Linked DNA regions of Homo sapiens: region 2 is linked to region 1. Evidence: chromatin contacts called from ENCODE Hi-C or POLR2A ChIA-PET data. All regions are on one chromosome and are shown on one strand. Each heading gives the region's core, a stretch centred on a gene start or an enhancer-like site at or near the end of the contact. The rest is flanking DNA. Distances are from core to core; before and after follow the strand shown.

The links. Hi-C counts contacts between places; a loop is a spot of excess contacts on that map. ChIA-PET counts read pairs that join two places held with the same protein, here RNA polymerase II (POLR2A).
Region 2: a loop to region 1 is called in a map of ascending aorta, with 3 times the contacts of the local background. The contact joins the enhancer-like site here to the promoter of GNS in region 1. A Hi-C loop is called at or near these places in 1 of 168 maps with a recorded cell type or tissue (ascending aorta). POLR2A ChIA-PET finds 5 or more read pairs at or near these places in 1 of 52 experiments (AG04450).

The regions. Positions count from the first base shown.
Region 1 is chr12:64,758,089-64,760,807 of GRCh38, forward strand. GNS (glucosamine (N-acetyl)-6-sulfatase) reads right to left here and starts at 1,318. Exons shown (of 14, transcript NM_002076.4): 1 at 997-1,318. The coding sequence starts at 1,188. It also overlaps a transcript of TBC1D30 not described here. RefSeq lists an enhancer at 1-744.
Region 2 is chr12:65,535,713-65,538,431 of GRCh38, forward strand. The region is part of intron 2 of MSRB3-AS1 (MSRB3 antisense RNA 1); the gene reads right to left. Among named protein-coding and RNA genes, the nearest start is that of LINC02454, 66 kb to the right of the region's middle. RefSeq lists an enhancer at 569-1,768. Within about 2 kb of position 1,384, at least 9 of the 41 ENCODE cell types and tissues checked have a DNase peak (open chromatin) inside an H3K27ac peak, as active enhancers do; they include ascending aorta, where a contact is called at or near this core.

The DNA.
Region 1 (2,719 bases), core at 68-2,567:
GTCACACATTCCATAATTCTGCAATACACAAGCAAAATTTACTCTGGAAAAAAAATGAAGTCTTGTGACAACACCCATTAGATAGAAAATGAAACACTGACAGTCTCTAATGCAACAGTCAGGTGTTCAATCACACTAATTGAATTTTCTTGATTCTTGTGAGGCAACACACACCCTCAATAGTTCGACGGTCGGCCTACCAGATTAGTTCACTTCAGGCCTTTTTTTTTTTTTTTTTTTTTTTTTTTTTTTGGAGACGGAGTCTCGCTCTGTCGCCAGGCTGGAATGCAGTGGCGCGATCTCGGCTCACTGCAACTGCTGCCTCCCGGGTTCAAGCGATTCTCCTTCCTCAGCCTCCCAAGTAGCTGGGACTACAGCTGCGCGCCACCACGCCCAGCTAGAATTATTGTATTTCTAGTAGAGACGGGGTTTCACCATGTTGGCCAGGATGGTCTCGATCTCTTGACCTTCTGATCCGCCCGCCTCGGCCTCCCAAAGTGCTGGGATTACATGAGTGACACACCGCGCCCGGCCCAGGCTTATTTTTATTGACATCAGATACAGACATTGTATACAGGCACAAACGTGGAGGTGGTCTAGGTCCCTCATAAAGGGGACTGGACTTGTCTGTGATCCTCTAATCCAAAAGAAAAACAATCAGGCCTTGAGTGCTCTTAGACAGCACCTGATCCTCATTGGTTCAACCCATCCTCCACTGGTCTCCACATGTTTATCTTGAGATATTAACGTAAACTCCACAGCAGTACGGTCCAGACTAGAAGCTCTGTGTGCTGTACGCATGTGCCTCAATCCAGAAAGGAAAAGAGTATTGCAGTCCCTTACACCGGCATAAAGGGCCTCAGGTGGGAAAACCAAACCTACCCAAGGATAAGACAGCCAGTTCGGGGAGGAGGGTGGTGGGGACCGGGAAAGAGAGCAACAAACCGGGTAGTCAGCCCAAGAGATAGAGGGGCGGGGCAGAAACAGAAGAGTTACCATGCCGCCGAGCACTTCGTCCTGGTCGTCCGTGAGGAGCAGCACCACGTTGGGCCTCCGGGTTCCCGCAGCCACCCCGAAGACCCCCAGGCAGCCGCCCAGCACCAGCAGTAGCAGCGCTGGGCTGCAGGAGGGCAGGTGGCGGGGGCTGCCCCGCCGGAGCCGACCTGGGGCTAGAGGCAGGAGCCGCATAGCGGACAGGCTCCGGGGTGACCCCGGGACGGGACGGGACGGAGGGACGCACAGGTAGCTGAAGGGCGAGAGGCCGACCAGCCGAAGGAATAAAAAGCCGTGCCTTGAAGGCCGGTGGCTGGAGTCAGACGTTTTCTCCCTAGGCGCGATCACGTGAGCCAGGGACAGGGGGCGGAGCACGCTGCGCGGTCACGTGACGGCCGGCGTGGGCGGGGCTGCGGACTGGCGCAGCCTGGAGGGAGGCATCAGGCAGTGGCGGAAAAGGGGCGGAGAACCGGAGAAAAGGGCGGAGAACCGGAGAAAAGGGCGGAGAACCGGAGAAAAGGGCGGAGAACCGGGAAAAGGGCGGAGAACCGGGAAAAGGTCAAGACCTGTACGTACCTCTCGCGCAGGCTCGGGTTGCGTTCTGGTAGGACGTACGTGTTTCTGAGCGCTTGGTGGAAAGATTTAAATGGGGGGAAGAGAAGATGAAAAGCAGGAAAGAGTTGGCAAATACTAACCAACCGATAAAGGAAGAGAAAGGAGGACTGTACATAACAGAAATTATCATCAGCTGGTGAGGAAAGTGGACTCTACCATATTTAATCCCCAAGTCGACGGGCACTTATTCAAGGCCCGGATGTTTAATCGTTTTTAATTTTCTCTACAACTTGTGAGATAAATCTTAACATTCTCATTTGGCTCAGACATTAAATTCGGAACTGGTTAGCTCTCTTAACTCCAAAGCCTAATTATGTTCTTCTTTCCTCAGCAGACATCGTAGTTTCAAACAATTTAGGGATGTCCTGACAGCTTTATCCTAATGGTTATCCTAATGGTCCTTGGTGACTTTTTAAACACCCTCTTGGAACATGTTGGAGGATGTGCAGATCGAACAAAAATCTTGAAACGTGGTCATCCAACTGCATTATTAAGTAATCTTTAGCGGGGAATAGCCCTTGAAACTAGCTCCAGATATTTCTGTGGTCGCTCTGGAATAATTAGACTTTGCCCCTCTCCTCTCACCGCCCACCGTGGGCGCGGTGGCTCACGCTTGTAATCCCAGCACTTTGGGAGGCGGGTGGATCACCTGAGGTCAGGAGTTTTAGACCAGCCTGGCCAACGTGGGGAAACCCCGTCTCTACTAAAATACAAAAATTAGCTGGGCGTGGTGGCAGGCGCCTGTAATCCCAGCTACTCGGGAGGCTGAGGCATGAGAATCGCTTGAACCCGGGAGGCGGAGCTTGCAGTGAGCCACTGCACTCTGGCCTCAGGGACAGAGCGAGACTCTTGTCTCAAAACAAACAAACAAACAAAAAATCACAGAGATATTCCTGGCAAGGTGAACTGTCAAGTCACATCCCCAGACCGATATAACAAGGTATACCTCCTTGCTGGTAAAAGTATTTTCTCTGAGTTGAACTGTTTGCCAAGAAGAGTCTCTTAAAACTCGTGAAAACTATTCCAGAACTTAAAGTATTAAAAAAAAAAACTCGTGAAAACACTATACTATAAGGTAAAAATAATGATGGAAACACGTTGAAACCTGATG
Region 2 (2,719 bases), core at 134-2,633, 780 kb after region 1:
CACAGGGAACACGGGAGGTGGGGTGACTGTTCTGATTTGTCCAGGACTATCTTGATTTTAACACTAAAAGCCCACATTCCAGGAAGTCTTTCTGTCCCAAGCAAACAGACAGTTGGTCACCCTAGTGGGAAGAGTCAGAGGAGTGGCAGCACCTGAACTAATCTTGCCAAGTCAGAGAGGGCTTCTTGGCAGAAGGGATGGCCTACAAGGAAAGTAGGAATTAGCCAGGCAAGGATGTTGATGAATTGGAGGTGGAGTGGGTCTTAAGTAGAAAGAACCGCACATGCAAAAACCTAGAAGCAGGCAAGACCATGAGGAAGTGGGGAACCCTGGGGAGAGAAGGTGGAAGGCCTTTCTTTGCAGTGGACAGCCATTGCCCTCCAAATATGTTCCTCTTCTCCTTGATCTCTCCTCTGACTCATGTTGATTGAGAATGTAGATCGGCAAAACTGTGGGAGATGCTGTCTAGGCAACTCTCACATTAGAAGGGAGAAAAGAAGATGAATTTTTCCCAAGGTCCCTTTCAAGTCTTTGATTCTAAACCAAGAATACACCCCATCAGGCCATCCACAAGGGAGGTGTTCACTCTGTGTATAAGATAAATAGCCTACACCTTCCCTATGTATGTCAGCTGCCTTGAAGAGTGACACAAGTCATCACACAGTTGATTTGGCAGCAATGATATGTCCATCATAAATGCACCAGCATGGATGTGTTTGCTGGGCCACCACCAGCTGGCTGAGCCACCGTGGAGATGAAAGTTTAATTATTTTGTTTTTCTAAGTAAAAAAAAACCCTTTCCTGGTGAGGCATCACACCCTTTCCATTGCTCATGAAGACCTAGAGAACTAGCTGGAGTTCGTTTTTTCCCCATTATTCCCTAAATGTTGCTGTAAAGAATGCTCTCTGACGTGACTTGTTTCTGTATTTTACAGAGCCTATTCTGTTAATATGAACAGTATTAAGTCAAGAGGGTACCTGTTTTGCTTTTCAGCACTTCTTTCCCAATGTGAATCACTTTGGGAAAGGTGATTTCTAGATTGTTAATCCTTTAGGTATGTGTTTCATCCTCTAATATCAGGCTGGCATAGACACACTGGGAAAAAAATGAAAATAAAAACTTAATGTCTTTTCTATAGCCTGTCCCAGAGAAGAAAAGAACGCAGGGAGGAAGGAGTCTTGACATCACTTAATAAAGCTTTATGAGTAACTCCTTTACTACCCTAGATAACATTGCTAATGCATATTGCTCAATGAAAGAAAATGTCCCAGGCTATGCTTTACAACAGGCAGAAAACTTTGAGCTGTCTTGCCAATGCTTTATACTAAGTGCCAAATCCTTATTTCTTTCTTAGGCATTTATTGTAATAACATGAATCATGATGCATCACTCTGGTATTCGTGTGGCTGCTCAGTGTTAAGTCCCCAGGACCTCCATGGAGTTGACTTTATTTGGTTTTCCACTTCCGCTTCTGAGTGAGAGCCACATGAACTCAGACGTGAAGGCTCACAGGAGCTCAAGTGGGCGGACCTTTCTGTTGCTGTTTTGGTCTGCCTGTACTCAGCGGTTGTGGTATGTGCAGACCTGAACACTTGAGGGGACATTCAGCTGGAACTACCCCCATTTCCTGTAGTTTCCACTAAAACAAGAGACTTAGGATGATGTTCAGGATTGCTCAGACAGTTGCAAACCTCTGGGGCACTTGGAAGAAATGTGGCTATTAATAGAATTTTTGAGCATTGACGTATATGTTTTCTAACTTCCCATATATAATCCTGAGAGTGGGGCTGGATGTTAAACCCTGGAAGTAGGGAGTTTCCAGAAAACCATTCAGGATATCAGTGTCAGGTTTCTGACTTGATGAAGAGTTTGGATGAGTGGCTTCTAGATACAAAGGTTAATAGTGTCTGTTTCAAAGCCTAAATGGAATGCTGTGCTCATCTCCAACTTTGTGAATGTTCAACTGGCACGGTCAATTTATTCACTTTGAAAGTCTTAACCGTGCTGGTGAACCAGCAGGAGTGCTGTTAGGAATATTTAACATAAGCAAAAAGGAAAGGTAATGAACATTGAGAGCAATTGAAAGGACGATCCTGTGAAAAATATGTGACCTTACCTGAGTGTCTCAGCTGAGTATCAGTCCAGCAGAGCACCAATCACTTGCAGTGGCTGTGGCAAAGACACTGATGGCTTATTCATTGATTTGTACAATAAATATTGTGCCCTCACTACATGCCACTTACTCTGCTAGGCATTGGAGATACAATGCTGGACAAAACCAGACATGCTCCTGTCCTTCCAAACTTAACAATTTGATCTGAGAGACAGATATTAATCAAGTAGTCACATAAAAATACATAAAATGTCAACCTTGACAAGGAATTGGACAAGGTACTATGAAAGGCCTTGACCTAGTTGGGGATATAATGATTGGGCTGAGACTTAAAAGATGAGAAGTAATTAACTAGGATACCACAGGCAGGAAGAGTGCTTCAGGCAGAGGGAACAGCTCGCACATGTGAAGTTGAGTGATTCACCCAGTCATACAATTAATAACTAGTAGAGTCAGAGATGGGTGAAGAGCTCCAGGGGTCTCAGTTAGGAGTCTTACTAGCCCTATCTAATAGAACTTTTTGCAATAATGGAAATGTTCTATAGCTATGCTGTTGGATACAGGTAGCCATTAGTTACATGTGGCTATTAGCTCTTAAACTGTGT